Regions from separate parts of the Mus musculus genome. Here region 1 is linked to region 2. Evidence: chromatin loops called from intact Hi-C (ENCODE). Cell type or tissue: heart. All regions are shown on one strand. Links, peaks and the distances in the headings refer to the core of each region. The heading gives the core; the rest is flanking DNA.

Region 1 (11,637 bases), core at 1,656-9,655, 1.2 Mb before region 2:
TCAGAAGAAGGTACCTCAGCATCTGGAACTGCCACTAAATTTGGTCATGAGCTAATGAAAGTAAATAAAACTTGAGACATGTGATTCATGTAATTTATGTCAAATAGCCCAAAGAGTTGTTTGTGAGCTTTAAAACCTGGGGCTGAAAACATAGCAGAACAGGCCAGGACATGCCCGGGCAGGCCCGTTGTTACATGTCCTGACTGGCCTAGTGCCTCCCTATCTCCTGCCCTTCTGACAGTCTGTTGATGTTTAAATGGACCAATCATGTGAAACCGAGCCAATTCCTCCCCCAGCCCCACCCCTTTTCTATAAAATCCCCTAGCTTCCAAGGCTCGTGGTCGAAACCACTGTCTCCTGCGTGAGATACGTTTCGAGCCAGAGCTCCGCCATTATGGCTCCACCATGTGGTCGACACCTCTGTCTCCTGCGGGAGATATGTGTCAGCCCGGAGCTCCGTCATTAAACTACCTCATGCTTTTACATCAAGATGGTCGTCTGTTCGTGATTCTTGGGTGCATGCCGAACGGAAATTGAGTGGGGGTTTCCCCACTAGGTTCTTTCACTACCACGTGTAGGTGCTAGGGACAGAACTCAGGCCCTCTGCAAGAACAGCAAGCATACTGTAGCAACTGAGCCATTGCTTCAGTTCCCTCATCTATGTTTTATGTAAACCTTATACATATAACCTTAAAGATTTATTTATATATGAGTACATTCTTCCTGTCTTCAGACACACCAGAAGAGGGAATCAGATTCCATTACAGATGGTTGTGAGCCAACATGTAGTTGCTGGGAATTGAACTCAGGACCTCTGGAAGAGCAGTCAGTGAGTGCTTTTAACCGCCAAGCCATCTCTATTTTTTTAATACTTTTTATTAGATATTTTCCTCATTTACATTTCCAATGCTATCTCAAAAGTCCCCCATACCCTCCTTCCCACTCCTCTACCCACCCACTCCCACTTTTTGGCCCTGGCGTTCCCCTGTACTGGGGCATATAAAGTTTGCAAGTCCAATGGGCCTCTCTTTCCAGTGATGGCCGACTGGGCCATCTTTTGATACATGTGCAGCTAGAGTCAAGGGCTCCGGGGTACTGGTTAGTTCATGATGTTGTTCTACCTATAGGGTTGCAGATTCCTTTAGCTCCTTGGGTACTTTCTCTAGCTCCTCCATTGGGGGCCCTGTGATCCATCCAATAGCTGACTGTGAGCATCCACTTCTGTGTTTGCTAGGCCCTGGCCTAGTCTCACAAGAGAGAGCTCTATCTGGGTCCTTTCAGCAAAATCTTGCTAGTATATGACATGGTGTCAGCGTTTGGAAGCTGATTATGGGATGGAACCCTGGATATGGCAGGCTCTAGATGGTCCATCCTTTCGTCACAGCTCCAAACTTTGCCTCTGTAACTCCTTCTATGGGTGTTTTGTTCCCAATTCTAAGGAGGGGCAAAGTGGTCTTTGTTCTTCTTGAGTTTCATGCGTTTAGCAAATTGTATCTTATATCTTGGGTATCCTAAGTTTCTGGGCTAATATCCACTTATCAGTGAGTACATATCACGTGAGTTCTTTTGTGATTGGGTTACCTCACTCAGGATGATACCCTCCAGGTCCATCCATTTGCCTAGGAATTTCATAAACTCATTGTTTTTAATAGCTGAGTAGTACTCCATTGTGTAAATGTACCACATTTTCTGTATCCATTCCTCTGTTGAGGGGCATCTGGGTTCTTTCCAGCTTCTGGCTATTATAAATAAGGCTACTATGAACATAGTGGAGCATGTGTCCTTCTTACCGGTTAGAACATCTTCTGGATATATGCCCAGGAGCCATCTCTATTTTTAACATACCTGCATTTAGAGATTTCCATTGGTAACATGATATTGGTGCTCAAAATGCGTTGAATTTGGAAGCATTTTGCATTTCCAGATTGAGAATGTTCAACGCCTGTTTAGACCTGAAGTCCTGGGATGGTTAGCAATGTCACACAGTGCTTGTTTCCCTTCCAGTACCCTACCTCAGTAAGATCACCTGCAGCTCCGAGCCAGACCTTGGCAGTGACTTCTAAGGTTGAAACTCAGTGGTTCGGCTTGTTGGGGGGGCAGGAGGAATGTGGACAGCGTTTAGTGTGGCAACACATCGTACTCATTAGAAGCCATCAGTTCACTATGAACTGGCTCATACGTTAGGCATTATCAAGACCGTTGGGCCTACCAGAATGCTCTTCTGACAAAGAGCAGCAGATATTTGTGACATCACAAGGCAGTGGCAGTCCACGGGGCAGGAGCAAAGACAGCTTCAGAGAAAGGGTCTTGCTGCCTAAGTGAAGACAAGGGGACTGGGCCTCACCTGTCCAGCCAGTCACCTCTGTGCGGCCAATGGAGGTCAGGCTTGAGTTTTGAAGAGATGTCTGGGCCAAGTCCTGTATCAAACATGGTTTGGGCTTATGCTATCTTTATCTCTGGGCCTCTAATTGATCTCAAAGATACACAGACAATACAGATGGAGCTGTCAGGCTCTCTCTCTTATGACAAAAGATGGCTTTGTGGTCTCTTGAGTAAAACATGCCCCTGGCCCCCATCTGTAGATCTATATACCTGTGAGGGAGTAAGGGTGTGGTCATATACAGCTGGTCTCCACTCCCAGTCACAAGGCCCCACTTCCTTCTAGTTCATCTTGTCAGATAGCCTAGAGGGCCTCTGAAATCCTAGTAGAGTGGTTATCTTCAACATCCAAGTGGCTTCAGATGAAAGCAGCCGTGGCAGGTTCCAGAATGGTGTCATCCAGCAAAAATGGAGTAAATAAATCATCTTAGGCGCTCTCCTAGTCACATGTGAACTAAAAGATGAGTGAAATTGATTTTAATGACATGCTATGAAACCTAGTATATCAAAAAACATAAGCAACACAGACATAATATCCTTTATGTGTTTCACAGGTTTTCAAAATCCAATGTGTGTTCTAGACTTGATGTGTCTTGGTTCCAACCAATCACATTTCAGGTGTTCAAAGTCACATGTAAATGGCCACCATTCTACACTACAAATGTTTGCTCCTTACAGGTAGTAGTGAAGATAAACACTCCTGCCTCTAGGGCTACAACTTACTCCTAATGACAGAGTGCAAGATCTGACGACTAATTCAGTCTCAGCAGTTAAAAACAGAACTTCACTTCCCAGAGTTCTTGAGTCTGAGGAGACAGATTAAGGCCTCTGGTGAGGGCCTAGCCTCTGCTTCCAAGATGCACTGTCACCGTGTAACTGGGAAGAAATGAACACGACATATACACAGGGCAGAGAGGACACAATAATTCCCTTCCCAGTTCCATCTGCAAAGGCCCTGCCCTCATGGCATTACCACCTCAGACAAGTGTCTATCCCTTAATACTATCACACTGAGGACTGAAGTTCAACATGCGAGTGGACCTTCGTGGCCTCTTTCTCCAGGGGCTGCTCCTAGCCCAGGTCTAGGCTGGCGAGGGTTGTGAAGTATTTCCCAGGCGTACTCCTGGGACTTCATCTCCTACTTCCTCCTTTCTATTCCCCAGTGCCTTCCCTATTTGCTGATTGAATGCCACCTTACCTGGGGATTTAACTTTGCCAAACTCCCTTTCCCTAACCGAATCCGGGAATCTATCTTGGCCTTCAGGGCTATTGAAGACCTCACCATTCTGCCACCAAGCACCTGACTTAACCTCTTGAACATGCCCTGTATCAGTCTGTTTTCTGTCTCTGATCTTGGCCACAATTAGCTTTGTCCTTCAGCTCTAACACACAGCACAAGGATCTGGTAGAAACTCTATGCTCCTTTCAGTAGCAACAAAGTCACAGACCAGCATAAGTGCACTACGTGGCCCAAGGGCAGTAAAGAGGCTTTACTCTTTCTCTGGGACAAAAACTAAACAGCAAGGTGTTCCTGGGTATCCGATTGTGTTCATGGCCCTTTGCTGACTGACTGATCCCATACATTTAAACTTAAGGGCTAAGTTTTAGAAAGTATTTTTACATTATGACTCCAAATTAGTAATTGAAATCACCTCCCTTGGCACAAAAGCATCCTGGAGTAGTGAGTGGAAAAACCTACCTGGAATCTGACTTCTTTGAGTATAGCTACTCAAACTGCTGCCTAATTTAAAAAGCCTCCGGATCTTTAGCATATGTTAATGGCTGGTAATTACCATGCATATGTTAATGACATGGAAATTACTCAATGCTTCGGGTTTGATTGATGAGTAATTTTGTCAGTTTTCCCAATTTTTCAGCCTGGATGACAGACTTTTAGTTAACAGAATTACTATAACTTATTAGTCTGAAACTATAATAATCATCTCATTAAATGAGTTACATTTCTTTCTCACATTGCCGGCATCAGGCTTTGTGAATCACAATTTACAGGTTGTCAGTACCTTTAGACAGAGGCTCCTCCAGCCTAAAGCAAACACAACCTTCCCAAAGCCTTCGGTCAATAGAGAACCTCGCTCTACTATACCCCAACCACTTCCACAAGCATCTTTTCATCTTTTTCGGAGCAAGGACGGGAGTTTGCTGTTTACAAATGTACACAGTGATGAACACAGCAAATGTGGCTGGACAGACAAGCATCAGACCTAATACCTAGAACTCAAACCGTAAATGGGAACCCCAGCAGTAAATATTCAGGGATATAGATAACCTACAAAAGTGCTCTGGGAAATTCTTTTCTGGGTTCCACGGAAAATGCGCACAGCCTACCTCCTCCACTAGCCTGATCCTGCTAATCCTCAAAGATCTAAGGACCAAAGGGTGCGACCTGGACACTCGTGTGCAGACATTCGGGTGTGGGTGCTGTGTATTTGGGTGTGTAGACAGAATGGGGCTAAAGAAAATCCTTTTCCAACCCCAGTGTGCACTTGTGTAGAAGTGCTCAACTCAAGGGAGATCATGCTGAATCGACAGAGCTAGTCAGCGAAGGTGATGATGGTTGGACACCTTATGATCCTAGATCAACAGCAATGGTGAATGTCTGGGGCCTAAAGCAAACGCCTCCCATCATTAAGGACATCTGAACCTGCCACGGAGCTGATAATGTTTTATTCCACTTCAATTACTTCACATTTTGGTCTTCCTCTCTGAGGGGGTAGGGAGGTATAAAAAGCTCTATTGCTTTAGGATTCTTTAACGCAACTTCATCACAGTTCATCTGGGCTTTTCCACTCCTTTGAATTCCAGGGTCATTCTTCTGTACCTTCCCTGATATTTTTCTGGCAAGGCGCTAGCAGGCTTGCTCAGCTTCCCACTTCTCTTCACCGGTGACATACCCCGACCAGTAGTGACCCCTCTGATGGACAAAGTTCGGGGAATCGGGAGAGCTGGCGTGGGCCCTTCCATGCTCCTCAAGCGCCGCTCATTCTGGCTGTTCAACCCGAGCTCTGGCTCCTTCCCGCCGGCGCTTGCTGTTCCAGGCTGGCGCTCCTTGGCTCGCCGAGGGCCCTGCGCCACTGAGGGCCGGGGGCGGCCCAGCACCGGGGGGCGGATGGACTGCGGGCTCCAAAACATCGCACAGGGGGAGGTGGCCGCGGGAGAAGCGGGGACCGCGTTGGGAGGAGGTCGGTGCCTGGGCTGCGGGGCTTGTGGGGCGTTCGGAGGGCCCGGCCACGCCCAGCTCTGCGGGACGGCGCCCACGCTGCCCTTCAACACCGGCCCCCAGTGGCTGCTCTCACAGAGCCAGGCGTCCTCCTCCGAGTAGCTCTCCGGAGTGCCGCCTTCGGGATCGGAGTCGGGCTCCTGAGAACAGGTTGGGGACGGCGGAGGAGTGACAGGGTCACGGAAGTAGGGGAACAAGAGCACGGCGCGCAGCCGCCGCGCGGGAGAGCAGTAGGGCAGCCGGAGGGGCAGCGACATCTGCGGGCCGGGCCAAGCGGGGCTGCGGGGAGGCCGGCCCTGTGCACGCTCACGTCCCGCGCGGCGCAGCCACAGCCATGGAGGGACCCGGCTTCGAGTCGTCTCCGGCCTGGGGAAAGTTGGATGGACACTCCACCTGGAGTCAAAAGGCGGAATGGAGACCCCGCGAGGCTGATGTCCTCAACAGGGGGCGGGGGAGGGTCAGAAGAACCAGTTTCAGCCGGAGCGACCAGAGCAAGCCATTGACACTTCAGTCCCAGGAAGGGTTAACCGCGTCCTGCTGCCTAGGTTTACATGTAAATAGAGAGCCGCTGCTCCAAGCGGGCCCGGGCTAGCACTTTTAAGTTTTTGATTGGTTGCCAATGACATCACCACCCGCGCGTTCTAACACACCAAACCCACTAGCGGGTCCGAGCCGGCCTCCCTCCCAAGGCGAGGCCTCGCCCCTTTCTCCGCCCTCCTCGGCTTCTTATTGGTCAGAGACCACTGTGATGTAGCGGGCGGCAGCCTCTGGGTCTTCATTGGCGTATCGCGCCGTCGCTCGGAGGCAACCCCGCCCCCTCCAAAGCTTACATTTACGCTGTAGCAAAAGAGAAAGTAACTCTGTGTTGCTGCTGGGGATCAATGAAGCTGAGTGAATGGGGGCGCACTGCGCGAGCGCATAGCTGGAGCGGGCGCCAGATGGTAGAGGGCTACGCTTATTGATGAAGTAAGTGGAAGACATCACGGGTCACTCAGAGCCGGAGGGTGGAGGGTTCCGTGTGTGTGTGTGTGTGTATGTGTGTGTGTGTGTGTGTGTGTGTGTGTGTGTGTGTGTGAGTGAGAGAGAGAGAGACAGAGACAGAGAGACAGAGAGAGAGAGAGACAGAGACAGTGTCAGAGAGACAGAGACGGACCTACGTCAGGTAAGGAAGATCCTAAGGTTTAGTCTTTTGGCTCTGCTTGCCCTGGGATGAAGAGGGGAAATGAGTTTTGGTTTGGTTAAGATGCTTTATGGCAGTTTTCAAAGCCCAAGGCTTTGCTCATGATGCTCAGTGGTGGCACGGAATAGGGATGCTACGTGCCCCAGGAGTGGGGAAGGAGCATTCTTTAAGCACTTGGTTTTTCTTCAGTCCCTGTTAGTGGTGGAAGGAAGATTAGCGAGAAAGGGGGTAGGGGGTTCGTGCTATTTTTGTGGGAGGTTTCCCGGGCCAGACTGGCTTTGGAGCTATCTGCTGCAAGGATGCAGATCTCAGTGCGCTCTGTGCCCGTGTGTGAGCAGCAGCACAGTGAAGAGGTACCGGTCCCAGCCTGTGTCTCTGGAAAGTCGTTCCCGGGTTCTCCTCCTAGGGAATAGGCTACTAATCCTGGATGTCCCCTTACCAGGTAGCAAAATAGCAAAGACTTTGACTGCATTCATGTTCCAGCTGGGACACAGTTAACAGTTTTTGGAATAGTACTCGCTCTGAAAAAAAAAATACTACGCAAGGGAGAGGGAAGGAGGGAGGGAGGGGAGGGGAGGGGAGGGAGGGAGGGAGGCAGGCAGAAGGTTTGATCCTTTGCTCCCAACCAAAGGTGGGTGAGAGAAACCCGAGTCAGTGGGGATATGCCTACACGGGTGGGGACGTGCTCCTGGGTGCGCGTGTGTGGATTTTGCTGGTGACACTTTGGCTCGGTCTCAGAGAACAGTTACGGTCATGAATAGACCGATGATCCTTGATGTTTTTCCAGTCAGCTCTTAAAGTTCGTTTAGATGAGTGGCTCTTGCTTGGGGTTTGATTTCTCTAGTAGAGGAGTCAGAATTGCTATGTTATAGGGTGGCCTTGTGCCTACCGGGAGGAGGAAAGTGATCCATTGCAGGCACCCTTGGAGGAGGCAAAGGCAGCCCCCGTGGGCTCTAGGTCTGAGCTTCCCAATTAGCCTAACTGTGGTAAAGGGACGAGTGAGGTTGCCCTCTTGGAATCCACACTGTTTCCAAGAAGAATATCAGTATAGGGTTGAAACATTTTTTACAAAGTTGCCACTCCAGTGGAGATGCAAAGTCTGTCTGTATGACCAGATGAAACACATGCTCTTTTTTGCTTAGGGGCACAGCATAGAGAAGTGTAAGGATGAGTGGGGTCACAGAGGAACGGGCCATGGGTCAGCCTGGGGTGGGGTTCCTAGATCTGACTCCTTGGAAACTTGGTTTCTGGATAGTTATTCGTAGTGTAAGTGTGTGTGTGTGTGTGTGTGTGTGTGTGTGTGTGTGGTAATGGCTTGATTTGATTTGGAAGAGTCTAATGTGAGCTCTGAATAGGATGACGTTGAGCTTTTCAAAGGACCCACCAGAATGGAAAGGAAGATTAGCTCCTAGCCATGGAGGCTGACTTAGGGAGACACATTCCTTCTGATATGCAGAAGGTTAACATCCAGCCCCCATGTAAATATAGCTAGCTGCCAAGCATCTCCGTGCATCTCTGTGAGCTCCAACAGTGCTCTTGCTTGTCTCTTTGCCTTGGCTCTGGGGAAAGAAATGAAATACAGTACATGCCAGGGTGGACAGATGCATCCATCACAGGTGAAATAGACTTCTCTGCACAGGAGAGGAGGCTCAGAATAAATCTAAGAGCCTCCCTGTCTGCCTTCACTGTTTTTCAGGCCTCTGTGCCTTTACCTCCACTAAGGCTGAACTTGGATGCATGTCTCTAACATTATGTGACAGGAGGTCTCTTACCGTTTCTAATGTCAAGTCTAATTTTAACCTTTGACTTAGCATCAGAATGGATGGGGCCCCTCAGGTATGCATCCTCTCTGAACAGATCAAAGTGAATTTTAGCCTTTGATAGTATCACAACCTAGGGCACCTAGAAGGACTTTGACTTTGCTCAGAGATATGCAGAGGTCTTCCCCCGGGGATTGGATGAGACTGGCTTTGTTTTCATGTGACTTTATTTTTTTCTTTCTTCCCCTTCTTTCCAGACTCTTGACTTCTTGAATTGCCAGTTTTCAGCCTCCTCATGCCTCCATCTCCTTTAGACGACAGGGTAGTAGTGGCACTATCTAGGCCTGTCCGACCTCAGGATCTCAACCTTTGTTTAGACTCAAGCTACCTTGGCTCTGCCAGCCCAGGTAGTGGTAGCCACGCTCCTGTCCTTGCCACCGCCGTTGTGACCCTCAAGGCTGCGAATCTGACGTATATGCCCTCATCCAGCGGCTCTGCCCGCTCCCTGAATTGCGGATGCAGCAGCACTAGCTGCTGCACTGTGGCAACCTACGACAAGGATCATCAGGCCCAGACTCAAGCCATTGCTGCAGGCACTGCCACCACCGCCATAGGAACCTCGACCACCTGCCCTGCTAACCAGATGGTCAACAACAATGAAAACACAGGCTCTGTGTTAAGTCCATCGGGTGGGGTGGGCAGCCCTGTGTCAGGGACTCCCAAGCAGCTAGCCAGCATCAAGATCATCTACCCCAATGACCTGGCAAAGAAGATGACCAAATGCAGCAAGAGTCACCTGCCCAGCCAGGGTCCCGTCATCATCGATTGCAGGCCTTTCATGGAGTACAACAAGAGTCACATCCAAGGAGCTGTCCACATTAACTGTGCCGATAAGATCAGCCGGCGAAGGCTGCAGCAGGGCAAGATCACTGTCTTAGACTTGATTTCCTGTAGGGAAGGCAAAGACTCTTTCAAGAGGATCTTTTCCAAAGAAATTATAGTTTATGATGAGAATACCAATGAGCCGAGCCGTGTGACACCATCCCAGCCACTTCACATAGTCCTCGAGTCCCTGAAGAGAGAAGGCAAAGAACCCCTGGTATTGAAAGGTAATGACTCTCCCTTCCCTCCCCACCCCCACCCCCCACATTCCTTCCTCAAATAATGTCCTGATCAGCTAGGTTTCCCTATGAGATTCTCTTACAAGTGGCAGCCTTCTTCTAACCCCAAGGCACCATGAACCAAAATAAAATAGCCTGTCTTCTTGTCTCTACTTCGAACTTTTTCTTACTCTCTTGGTACATTAAGAAAGTCCAAGTAGCAATGAATTGATATAAGATCTGAGTCCCAGCTTTGATCTGGCTGCCACTTTGGGTTGCCTATGACATTTTACTTGAGATGGTTTGCAAAAGGCACTTTGTACAACCAAGATGGTATCTCAAGCCATGCCTTCTCTGGTAGCTCTGTTTCAGTCCTCGAGTGGGTTGGAACTTTTTTGATCTCTCAAGGCCTGACAAATGTCGATGGATCAGAGGAAGCTGCGTCTACAGGTGCCAGTACTTTGTGGGAGAAACTCTTGCTGTTTCTCACCTGATTGTCTTGATGTTCTTATTGCTTCTAGTCATCTTCAACAAAGGCATGCATCTTTATCTTAAAGCCTCATTGAAAGTGTGAATTCTCCAAATGCATCCATTCCTCTGAGGAAGCTGCAGGGGATAGAGATGTGAACCGCCTACAACCATCCTTCCTGGTATCACCTGACAAGAGTTAGCTTCTGTCTCTTCCCTAGAAGGAGTCATACATCATTTTCCCCTAGTGTAGAATAACTGATGACTGGACACCCCCCCCCCCCCAAAAAAAGGAATAGATGACCCAGTCTTCTCTGAGCTTCTAACATACAGTGTTGTCCTGACCATGGGCACAGTCCACTTGCTCATCTTTGTCCTTTTGGGCTTTGAGCATTACTCTTCTGATAATATCTACCTAGTCATGATGGAGAGTGATAACTATCTTCGTTTCGAATTTTGAGCCATTGTGTGCATGGTGGGTGGGGTGGGGTGGGGTGGGGTGGGGTGGGGTGGGAGGGGGTGGGGTGTCCCAACCCCAGCACTAAAGAGTGGTTGATTATCAGTGGTGCTGAGTTCCTTTGAACACTTTTCCCATTTAACGGGACCGACTGCTTAGGGAAGCAATCTAGGATTTGTCTTGGTGGGATAGCTCTAAACATCGTCCTTGCTCTTAGCAATGTGGCTCAGCCATCCTTTGCTGTGTAATGCCTCTTCCCATGCTAATCCTTTGCTGTCTTTGTGGACAACTGTGGAGGCTGCTCTCTTTGGGGCATGCGGGCTCACAGTTCTAGAAGCTCTGGGCACTGTCCTAGGCAGTGGCAGTAAGTTTTCTCGGAGTCACAAATATGTCAGGGTTCTGTTGTGTAGCTGTGTTCTTCTGAATTTTTGTTTGGTTGACTTTTAGAAACCCCCCTCTCCCCCTTACTCCCCCCCCCCATCTGATGTGGCTTTAGCCTGTTGCACTTCCCTTGGTCCCATCTTGTCTTTCTTTTCACAGCTGAGAAAACACCATCTACAAATCCCCACACCTGTAACCAATAGCTTTGTAGGCATCTTTTCTGCCTCCTGAAGATAGGATAGGTTTGGTAAAAATCAACCCCTTTTGTCTGTGTCATCTAAGAAGAGTAAGCAGACAACGTAGTTTATGATGGCTCTAAACTCGAACACAGGGCTGATTACGATGCATAGATCCTATCCTAGCTCTTGCTGTGGAGCTTGGTGGGTAGAGGGATGGCCCATCAGTTGCTGAGAAATGTCTCTCTTGGGCAGTGCTGAGGAAGAAGAAGGGATTCCTGTACTCTTCTCCCATAGGTACATCTGAGGATCCCTGCAGCCTGGGTTTGCTCATGGGAGTCAGTGTAAAGACTGCCTCAGTGGGGCGGGGCTGCTGACCTCACCACCAGGCGCCCTGGGCAGCTGCGCTGAGGGCTCATCATTTCGGATTGGTTCGACCCTGGCGGCCGGCTGGGAAGACGCTCTGGTGGTAGAGGTTGGGTTATTTGTAGTTTTCGG
Region 2 (11,637 bases), core at 1,953-9,952:
CCAGTACACACACACACACACAGGCTCACACACACACACTCTCACACACACTTATACACACTCTCACACACACACTCATACACACACCAGTACACACACACACACTCTCTCTCTCACACACACACACACTCACATACTCACACACTCACACACACACACTCATACACATACCAGTACACACACACTCTCTCTCTCTCTCTCTCACACACACACACACACACACACACTCACTCTCACACACACTTATACACACTCTCACAATACTCTTTCACACACTCACACACACACTCACACACACTTACACACACTCTCACACACATTCACACACACACACACTCACACACACTCTCACACACACTTATACATACTCTCACACACACTCACACACACACACTCTCACACACTTATACATACTCTCACACACACTCACACACACACTCTCACACACACTTATACACACTCTCACACACACTCTCTCTCACACACACACACACACAGTGGAAGGGGTATTACTTGGGAAAAGGAAGGAGATCAGCTGAAGTGGGAAGGAGACAAGAAGGAGTAATGAGGGCCCATATGATCAAAATATATACAAATTCACTAATGTAATTCCTTATTGTATAACTAATATATGCTAATGAACACATGAGAGGATAACAAAGTTGTTGTGGCGTTAAATTCTAGGTAGGGAACTGGAAAGGTGAAGGAGAGACCAGTTTTTCCCATCTATCTGTTCTTCTAAGTGAGCTTCCTGGAGACCCAGGTAAGCAGCTTTACAACTCTGTGCGCCCATCTCATTGGCCAGAACTGAGTCACATGGCTGCAAGCAATCAACAGAAGATGGGAAGTGGGTTTGTTCTCAAATGTAGGATTATAGCTACCTCGGTAACATAACGTTTATCTTGTTAAAAGAGAAAGGTTTTAAAATAAGGGCAAGGGTGAATGGGTAGGTAGGTGGCTTGTCATCGGTTCCATAAAAGTCAACTCTCCTTGCTTGAGAAGTCCCGAAGACACTGAAGGAATAAAGATAGGACCTAACGGTCTCACCCAGCACTACCTGTCAGTCAACCATGCTCATGCCTGCCTTTCTTTGTAAGAAGTATTTATTTTTTATTTTATGTGTGTGGATGTTTTGCCCACATCTGTGTCTGTGGACCACATGTGAGCACTGGGCATGGAGGCAGAAGAAGGCGTCAGAACTCCTGGAACTGGAGTGACAGATGCCCGAGAGCCACCAAGTGGGTGCTGGGAACTGAACCCGGGTCCTCTGCAAGAGCAGCTGGAACTCTTATCTGTGGAACCATCTTTCCACTCACTTGTTTCTTCTTTTAAAAAACTTATTTTATTTTTACATGTATGTATGTATGTATGCATTATGTATGTGTGTATATGTATGTGCACGTGCGTGTGCGTGTGTGTGATGGTGCTTGAGAATACCAGAAGACGATGTCAGATCCCCCTGGAGCTAGTGTTATGTTACAGGCAGAGGTGAGTGGCATCTGCACGCAGAAGGAAAGCAGATCATAGTATTTGTATTTTAACGTTCTGGATAGGCAGGAATTAAACTGGCATCCCTCCTTCCCCCCCCCCCCCCGCCCCCCGCCACCTCTTTTCCACTTTTCTATGAAATAAGCCTTGTAAATACTCCTCAGTTCTTACTTGCCTTTATCCAAGGTGCCCAAGAATTCCAGTTTGTTTTCTGCTATTGTGATAAACACCGTGACAAAAAAAAAACAACAACTTGGGGAGAAAAGGGTTTATCTCATCTTACAGATTATAATCCACCTCTGAGAGGAAGCCAAGGCAGGAACCTGGAGTGGAGGCAAAAGCTGCAGCAGAAACCATGGAGAAAGAATGCTTCCCGGTCTTCCTCTGGCTTGCCCAGGTAAGTAACCTACATAGCCCGGTCCCAGCTGCCTAGGCATGGTGCCGCCCACAGTGGACTGGGCCCTACACCGATTAGCAACCAAGAAAATGCCCCACAGACACACCCACAAGCCAGTCCTTCCGAGGCACTGTCTCAATTGCCATTCCTTCTTCCTAGATATGACAAGCTGACAACCAAGCCTGGCCACCACGGAGGGCGCCCGTCACACCCTGCTTCCTGTTAGGGTCATCCATGTACATCTGTTTTCAGGCATGGGGTCTCTGCAGAGCTTGGTTGTCCTTCCCTCTGTGACCACTGTAGCACCTACAGGGTGATCAGCCACCCACAGATGTTAGCTGAGCCAAAAGCAGTCCTTGAACATCCTGGTTTCTGCTCGCTGTCCCCAGAGCTGTCCCTCAGCAAAGCCAGGGTGAGGGAGGGGGGGCTTCTGCATCTCTCTGTTACCTTTGGTGATTTGGATTAAAACATCCCTGATAGTCTCCCCTATTTGAAGACTTACTTCCCAGCAGGTCATGCTGTTTGGGGGAGGGGATAGGATATTTAGGAGGTGGAGCCTAGCTAGAAGATGTATGCCACTGAGGGAGGGCTTTAAGGATTTATAGCCTCACCCCACTTCTGCTGCACTCTCTGCTTCACATTTGTGGCGGAAGATGTGATCTCTCAGCAAAATGTACTTCTTGTTTCTGGTTATGGTATTTTATCACAGCAACAGAAGAGCAAAGAATACAGCCAATTGTCCTCCTGTCATCCCAGTGCCCTCCCTACCCCCCCATCCTCCCCGTATCCTCCGCTGTCCTCCTCCTTGTGTTCACCTAGCCTCCACCTGTCCTCCTCATGTCCTCCTCCTGTCCTCCTTGTGTCCCCCTCGTGTCCTCCTGTCCTCCTCATTTCCTCCCTGTGTCCTTCCCATGCCCTCCTGTCCTCCTCCTGTCATCCCTGTGTCCTCCTCCTGTCCTCGTGTCCTCCTCCTGTCATCCCTGTGTCCTCCTACTGTCCTCCTCCTGTCTTCCTCCTGTCCTCTCTGTTTTCTCCGGGTCCTCCTCCTGTCCTCCTCATGTCTTCCCCATGTCCTCCTCCTGTCTGCCCCCCGTCCTCCTGTGTCCTCTCCCTGTCCTCCTCCTGTCTTCCCTCTGTCCTCCTGTGTCCTCCCCTTGTCCTCCTCCTGTCTTCCTCCTGTCCTCCCCGTGTCCTCCTCATGCCTTCCCTTTCCACCTGTGCTTCTCTCGGGGTAGCTCCCTTCCTGGTCTATTCTCAACACCTACACATTCCTGGGATTGGCGTGAGATCTCAGCACCCCCCACACACAATTCTATAGATCAATAAAATTAGCTCTGTCCCTAGCTGGAGAGATGGATCAGTGATTAAAAGCACTTTCTTACCTTATGGAGGACCTGGGTTCAGTTCCCAGGACCCACTGGGTGGCTAACAACCATTTGAAACTTCCGTTCCCGAAGCTCTGACACCTTCTTCTGACCTCGACAGTGCTGCATGCATGTGAACTCACACACATAGAATTAAAGAGAGACAGGGAGGAAAGAGGGCCCAGAGAGGTGGCGTGTATTGCCTCTGTTCATAAAGCTGACTGGTAACAGAGCTGACTTGGACCCCAGAGCTCCCTATTCTAAGTCCGTAGCTTTGTGACTCACACTGCTTCAAATCCTGCAGCTCGGACCCTTTGTCCTTGGGCTGCCATTAAGGACTGGCGAAGGCCTGCTGTTAACCATTCCTGTACTAACTACAACCTTATGTGAGCCTTTCTTGTGGTTGCTGGTTGCCTCTCAATCCCAAACTTGTTCACGTGGGGACATCTAAGAGCGACCCATTTCCCACAGTACACTTTCTTGACACTGTGCACTTAGTGGCATTCTCTGACACAGCCCCTCTCCCCCCACCACTTCACTTAAACCACTGCAGCAGCACTGCAAGCAGGGAAGAGCTCAGAGCCTGAGCCTGTTGTCACTCCTGTGAACGGTATCTGAAGTCCCTCAAAACAGTCATGAATGAAGCTTTTCAACCCCGCTTGGAAGGAAGTCAGAGAACTTCACGTCTGAGGCTCAGCCAACTCGGAAATGAGATTCAATGAATGCCACAGAGAGATATATGAATGCCTCGGGACAGAACAAAAGCCAGCGGAACCAGCCAAGCGCAGCCACTTCCACTAACTGCATTTACCCGAAGACGAACGAACGTCAGTGCTTTTCAAACCATGGCATTGTACTTTTCCACGAAGTGTCGAATCCTCTGTATTCATCACTAAAGCTACAGACCTAGATTTAAATTTTATTTTAGTTTGGCACAGTTGCTGGATTTTAGGGGAAATCTTATCAGATCTGGATTATATCAGAACATGGACTGAGGGGTATTCTGAGGAAGCATTGCAGGCTTTCAAAAAGGAAGGTGCATTTATCTTTACCCTATGTGTATGAATGTTTTATCTTCATGTACGTATGCATACCACATACCTGTCTGTCCTCCAAAGAGCTCAGCACAGGGTGCAGGATCCCCTCGAACGGGATTTGTAGATGGTTTTGAGCCACAACAGGAGGCTGGAGAAACCTGAGTCCTCTGCATCCTGATTGCTAAGCCATCCCTCCAGCCCAACACCCTTTTAAAAGATGGTCCCTGAAAGGACTTCTATGACAGGCAACTGCCTTTTCTACAGTTTGTGATTATAGAATTATAGGTCCCTGATACTTGAAATGGCCTTACAGTAAATCAAATCCAACATGTATCTTAGAGGTGAGCCAATGTAATATAAAAAATCATCTTATTTTGTAAAAGTTGGTCCAGTTTAGATGCAGGAATTAAAAGTAAGAACCAGGGCAGTTACCATTTGTGTCACGGTTGGGCCTAAGTGTTCAACAGACCTGACAGAAGCCAAAGCTCCGTGCCCCATCTTTTAGACTCAAAATTATTCCTGTAATATTCTCTAATATTCTCTAACTGGATTGCACATCACTTTCCTTTAGGACATAGTGCCTACAGGCTTTAGTATAAACACTGAAATAAATAATATCCGTTTTGCCTTTTTTTTTTTTTTTAAGTGTTTTTATATGTGAGTATGCTGTCTTCAGATACACCAGAAGAGGGCATCAGATCACACTACAGATGGTTGTGAGCCACTATGTGGTTGCTGGAAATTGAACTCAGGACCTCTGGGAGGGCAGCCACTAAGTCATCTCTCCAGCCCATCTTTTTTGCTTTTACACATCTCAGAAAGTAAGCTAAGGGGCCTAGCAAACACAGAAGTGGATGCTCACAGTCAGCTATTGGATGGATCACAGAGCCTCCAATGGAGGAGCTAGAGAAAGTAACCAAGGAGCTAAAGGGATCCGCAACCCTATAGGTGGAACAACAATATGAACTAACCAGTATCCTGGAGCTCTTGTCTCTAGCTGCATATATATCAGAAGATGGCCTGGTCGGCCATCAGTGGAAAGAGAGGCCCATTGATCATGCAAACTTTATATGCCCCAGTACAGAGGAACGCCAGGGCCAAGAAGTGGGAGTGGGAGGGTGGGGGAGTGGGTGGGGGAGCGTGTGGGGGACTTTTGGGATAGCATTGGAAATGTAAATGAAATAAATACCTAATTTAAAAAAAAAGAAAAAAAAGAAAGTAAGCTAAATGGGTTTCAAGAGCTTCATCAGAGACAGAGCAATTTTTTTTTTCATTTACAAAATTAGGATAACACATTCTTTTGAAGTCAGCCATGGTACAGTACACACATATAATCCCAGTGCTTGGACATTGAGGGGAATTGAAGGTTTGAGGCTAACCTGGACTACATGGCTAGACCTTATCTCAAACAATCAAAGAAACAAGACTCCTTGAAGATATTTATGACAGTCTAACTGGGCAAGATATGGAAATGTACTTTCAAATCCAAGTAAAAGACTCAGGTTGGTCTTTAATTTATGTGTATATACTTCAGTAAGTATTTATCAAGGACTCAACTGGGTGCCAGATCCCATGCTAGAGACCAGGTATTTAAGGGGTTAAACGGATCCCCAGTCCTCCAGGAGTCTATAAGGATGGTGCTTTCCTTATCCAAAACCCAAAGGAAAAGTACAGGGTCAGTCTCCCCAGCTCTGTTCTGCCGTGCTGTTTTGTTGTTCTTTCCCGCCTAGCATTCTCTCAGTTTTAGTTAGCTGAGTAAGTAATTGCTTCACTTGGCCTGTGTTAGTCACTAGCTTTTTAGTTCCGTAGGAATGTGTCCCTTTCTGTTCCGAAGCTCTGTGCCTAGAGTGTGGCTGGCACGGAAAACACTAACAAATACTTGTTGGGCGGTTAGATGAACAAACGGATGAAAAGGCAAACGGACGATTACAGAGCACCATTCAATACTGCGCTGGTCCTGTTACTACATCGGGCTTTCACAGAACCGTGGCAACTTATAGATAGGAGTATTTATTTAATACGAGCCCTTAAGGAGCTGCTTTCCATCGCTTTGTTACTTGAGACACTGTTTTTGCATTGTAGCCCAGGATAGTGGCTTCAACAGCCAGAAATTCACCTGCCTCAGACTGAGGTAGGAAGGATTACAGGCATAGGCGCCGCAGACTCTTTTGGGAGTTGGGGTATAGGTGCTGAGGATAGCCTTCCACATTAAAAAAAAAAAAAACAAAAGCACAAACAAAATTACGAAGTTCTCAGGCACCTGCCCACACTCAGCTTAAACCGCCTGATCTGCGAACGATCTAGGTCGTGTCCGTAGAAGCACACCAACAAGATTGTTTGGGTGACTCAATGGCCCCCGCAAAGTTCAATTAGATCACCTTTGGAGGAAGGCCAGAATGACGGGACAAGCTCGCCCAAGAAAGAATGCGGCCAGGCTCCACGTCTAACTCTCCGCCACAAGACCGCGAGTCACGTGTCCGAAGCTGCACCCTCCCTCGGCTCCCGCTCGGCCCGCGCACGCGCAGCTTCGGGGCGTCCCGCGCATGCGTAGCACCCTCCCCTCGCGAGGAGTGCTGACAGCTTCCGGTCTGGCGTCCCCGCCCCCCCAGGGTAGCTGAAGCTTTCGGGGCTCCGTGCTGTCAGCCTTCGGGTGGAGTGGCCCGGGCGTGGCTAGGGACCACGAGCCCCGCGAGGCGGGGTCCCTGCAGCCATGGCCTGCTCCATCGTCCAGTTCTGCTCCTTCCAGGACCTGCAGTCCGCGCGCGACTTCCTATTCCCTCACCTGCGGGAGGAGACCCCCGGCGCCCTGAAGAGGGACCCGAGTAAGTGTCCCGGCGACCGGGACGCGGCTGCAAGCCTCCCTTCCCTCGGCGTCCCGTCTCTCTCAGCCTCAGCCTTTTGCGTCTCCTGTCCTGTCGCCTGTCTGTCACCGCTCCCCACCCCCTCCTTCCCAGTCCCAGCTCCACGTCTTCTCCCTATGCACACCACCTGCTCAGAGATAGCATCCTCCGTCCCAGTCCCTGCCTAATGTCAGCCCTCCACCCTGTGCTTGTTCCAACTCCCATCCTTCTCCATTTCTGGCACTGTATGTAGCCTTTGCTCTGCCCCTTCAAGAGGTGCTTAGCATCCCCACCCTCTTCCATCTCTTTTCTGTCATTCAGATTTACGGAATAAATGGCCGATTGGCAAGTGAAGGGTTTTTAAGGTGGTGAGTAAACTGCCAAGTAAGAAAAGTAACCTCTTAGGAAGTGAGGAGAATCCAGGGTAGGAACTAAAATTACAGCCACATGGTCGAGAAAAGTTAATTGGCGTCTATTGAGGTGAGAAACAGCGCCTGTTATTACCATCAAACAACGTTAACAAGCCCTACTTCATGAATATAAATCCCAAAGCTGCTTACTAAATGCTGCGTATTACCTGAGGATTTTATTATATGCTCCTTTATTTCTCCTTTTGAAAGAGGGTATCTTACTCTGCTTTCTTTATTTTTAATATGAAAATCACTTTGCTCTGTAGACCCAGTAATAATTTTTAAAAAACCACTCTCCTTTTCACTATTTAGAAGCTATCCCAGGGCACTAGGGAGATTCTGCTTCCTAGTAGGGTCTGTCTGAAAAGTAATGTTTGAAAATATCAAATATGGGAGGAACTAGGGATGAATAGTTTGTACCAGTCATTGCTGCTCCCTACCACTTAAGTTTGGTAGTTTCCGTCTGGTAGCACTATGATTCACTGGTAATGTCACGTGTGAGTGAGGGTGCTCTAACATGATAGATGGCTTGACAGGCGCGTGTGTTGAGAGAGAAAGAAGGCCATATCTGAAATGCTTGTGGAGACGTCCAACACTTGGTATGGCAGCTGGAGTCAAGGTGATAATTAGTTAAGGGTGAAGTGTGGTTTCAGTCTATAGAATGCTAACTGTTGTGTCGTGGACTCGCTACTGACGAGAACCTTAGGAAGAGACTGAAGTTGGGGAGTCTTGTAAGGGTTCTTGGGGAGATGGGAGAGAGGGGCACCAGGTGATGGAAATGTCTCAGAAGCTGAAGGAGAGAATCTGACCCTGGTGAGGGGTGGTCAGCAGTTTGGGAAATGTGGCAGAGGTCAGATAGCAGTGGTTTGGGGACGATGACAGCCACTGGGACCCTAGTGCCATTTCAGTGGCACAGTGGCCAGAAGTGTGGGTGTAGGGCCTTGGGGGAATTGGAAAGGGGAAAGTGAGGAAGGTTGTGTGGGACAACAGACGTGGGGTGAGAAACGGGATGTAGAGAAGAGGGGCACGCTTAGATTCTTCTAATTAGATTTCAACAATAGTCCTGGTAAGCTTCAGGGGGTGTGTGTGTGTTCTCACATTCTCCTTATAATCCATAGAGGGGTTTTTGTTGTTTTTTTTTTTTTTTTTAATTATACTTAAACTTAAACATCAATCATTCTGGGCCAGTGAGAAGGCTCAGCAGGTAATAGCTTACTTCTAACCCTGACTACCTGGGTTTAATCTGAAGTACCCACATGATGGAAGGAGGGTACTGACTCCTGCTAGCTCCCCTCATCCCTACACATATACTGTGACACAGACGTGTGTTGTGCTACACACACACACACACACACACACACACCCTAAATGTTTTTAAAAACTACAATCCCTGCATGGGTTCTAAGACCTTTCCTTTGCTGCCTCCCTGCCCATTGGTTTTGAGACGGAGCCTGGGACTTACTATGAGCCCAGGCTGTCCTCGATCCTCCTCTCTTGTCCAGCCTCCTGAAGGCTGGAGTGCAGGTCCAGCCACGCTTACCTGTGCCTGAGTCCTCTGCTCTTGCTGTTGACTGTGCCTGGGACGTTCTTTGCAGATTTCTGCGTGCTGGTCACATCTTTGAGTATCAGCTTAAATGTCAGCCCCTCACAGCAGCCTTTTCTGACCACCCACTAGCCCCCCTGCTCCAGCTTCTTATTCTCAAACATAGCATCGTGCTTTGTCACTATCTCTGCGCTGTCCGTGTGGTGCCTCGGGACTTAGTCTGACTTTTGAGGCCTTCAAATGTGGCCATGCAACTGAGAAACCACAGTTTTAATTCAGCTTAAAAGCCAAATGTGGATTATGGCTGTAATAGTTTTCTTGGTACAGGGATAGATGGTAAAAATCATCTATATAACTATATAAACTATATAGATTAAGGGCATAAAGTGAACTTGTCTTTGACCAACCATACAGGACTTGTCTAAGGACATGCAGTGAAGCCAGCTGGGAATGCAATCACCTTGCACATATAGACTCTGTCTATAGGCTATTAGACTTTTAAATTGGAGTTTTCAGTTTGTACATATTGGCATTATTATGGCTGAAATCCACTCATTTGGAAAATAAACAACTAGCAACCCCCTTTCAGAAATTATATCTAACTTGTATAAATGCAGCGTTAGTTTACAGATAAAAGTTGACAACATAACTTGCTCAACAGATAGATAGCGTACTAGGCTTTCTTAGAATGACTCTGGCTACAGAGCCATCTTACAAAGCGTCCAGATCTGCATCACGAAAGCGTTGCCTCAAACTGTTGTTACAGTGAAAATTGTATAAAGTGAAAGTGAAGCTGGGAGCTCCAGGTGTGTTCCAGAGGCAGAGAGCACATGCAGCAAGGCCCTGGGTTCGAGTCTCAGTACCAACTAAAAGCAAAGTCAAGGTAGCAGAGCCAGTAAGTAGGAGCTGATAGACAGCTGATGTCCGGTGGCTTTTCTGTTCTTTGCTGTCTTAAGTGGTTATTTACTGGGAAGCAACATTCCTCCAGGCATTTTAAATTTAAATTTTCTATCAGATACAATATTAATTTGTTTACATAGTTCATGTCAAGAGGATATGTAAAACAAAAGATCTAGTTACTTGTGAATTGTGGAGGCTTATCACTTGACTTAATACTTTTAATAGTACTTTCAGTGTGTATACCAGTTATAGAAAACAGCTGCTACCTGGACACCAAAACCTACAGACTATAACTCAAATGGCTTTTTGTTATTTTGCATTATGAATTATAAGACTATAGTTTGTAGCTTTAAAAAATATCTCGAACTCTGACACGGAGAGATGGCTAAAGGCTAAGAGCACTTACTGCTCTTCCAGATGCCCCAGGTGTGAGTCCCAGCATCCACATGGTGGCTCACAACCACCTACAACTCCAGATCCAGGGGATCCAACACCCTCTTCTGGCTGTTGGGGACATAGGCACACAAGTGGTATGCATTCATACAAGCAGACAAACCATAAAATATAAATAAAAATATAAGTAAATAATGAATGAAATACCTTGAACTCTGGTTTCCCAGGTGTACTGGCTGATTTTATGTCAGCTTGACACAAGCTAGAGTCATCATAGAGGAAGGAGCTCCCACAAGATCCTGCTGCTGTAAGGCATTTTCTGAATTAGGGATCAATGTTGGAGGCCCAGCCCATTGTGGGTGGTGCCATCTCTGGGCTGATGGTTCTGGGTTCTATAAGAAAGCAGATTGAGCAAGCCTTGGTGAGTAAACCGGCAAGCCACACACCTTCATGACCTCTGCATCAGCGCCTGCCTCTAGGTTCCTCCCCTGTTTGAGTTCTCGTTCTGGCTTCCTTCAAAAATGGACTATGCTGTGGACGTGTAAGCCAAATAAACGCTTTCCTCCCCAGCTTGCTTTCGGTCCTAGTGCTTCATTGCAGCAAGAGAAACCATAACTAAGACCCCAGTGTTCACAGTTAACAGTAACTGTTCACAGTAGTTAGAAAGCAGACACCTATTTCAGACATGAGATCTGGCTTTCCTACTGTGTAGCTCTCAGGGGTAAGCGTGAGCCCCGTTACACAGTGGTACAGTTTCCAGTGAGGCTGCTCTCGCGCCTAGAGTCTGAAGTGGAAAAATAGTGAGTAAACGTGTACACACAGTGTGTAGGCAAAAGAAAAAGCAGATAATGCCGGCACGCAGAGACAAATATCACATGTCAGAATATTTGAGCATGATCTGAGTACTGCAGTGTGGCTCTTAGTTTAGCTAATAGTTGTTTCCTGTTGGCTTGCTTTTAGAAAAGAGAAGGAAGCATCCGGTAACGGCCGGAGCCACCAGAACTAATGACAAGGTGACTTTTTACTATAACCTTTAATGGGTAACAAAGCATATTGAACATCAGTTTTTTATACACAGTAAATATTATTTTATGTCTGTAGAGAGGAGGAGGCCATTAGTAAAAATGTCAACAGCTACCAAATGTTCTTAAAAGAGGAAGAAGGTTACAGAGAAGTTCTTCTCAAAAGGAAATGGACACTTGCGTGTTCTTTAGCCTCTTCATTTGGTTAATAATATATTGAACACCTCCTTTGAATTAAGCTGG

The links. A loop is a pair of places that touch in the nucleus more often than their neighbours do. Peaks named below come from ENCODE experiments on the same cell type or tissue, not always from the same donor. Only the 100,000 strongest peaks of a DNase experiment are listed, where the experiment ranks them.
Region 1: it touches region 2 in a loop (3-fold over the local background); 4 of 42 quality-filtered maps call a loop at or near these places.

Annotation. Positions count from the first base shown.
Region 1 is chr1:184,027,987-184,039,623 of GRCm38, forward strand. 1700056E22Rik (RIKEN cDNA 1700056E22 gene) reads right to left here and starts at 6,012. Exons shown (of 1, transcript NM_028516.1): 1 at 5,046-6,012. The coding sequence starts at 5,874. The coding sequence ends at 5,170. It overlaps Dusp10 (dual specificity phosphatase 10), which reads left to right and starts at 6,395. Exons shown (of 4, transcript NM_022019.6): 1 at 6,395-6,583; 2 at 8,815-9,666. The coding sequence starts at 8,853. In heart, for the core only: a CTCF peak has its summit at 5,878 (motif pointing left); DNase peaks (open chromatin) are centred at 5,765, 6,325 and 9,105; H3K4me3 peaks cover 3,800 bases; H3K27ac peaks cover 3,639 bases.
Region 2 is chr1:185,197,246-185,208,882 of GRCm38, forward strand. Rab3gap2 (RAB3 GTPase activating protein subunit 2) reads left to right here and starts at 6,923. Exons shown (of 35, transcript NM_001163754.1): 1 at 6,923-7,108. The coding sequence starts at 6,997. In heart, for the core only: a CTCF peak has its summit at 4,977 (motif pointing right); DNase peaks (open chromatin) are centred at 6,146 and 6,826; H3K4me3 peaks cover 2,770 bases; H3K27ac peaks cover 1,820 bases; H3K27me3 peaks cover 590 bases.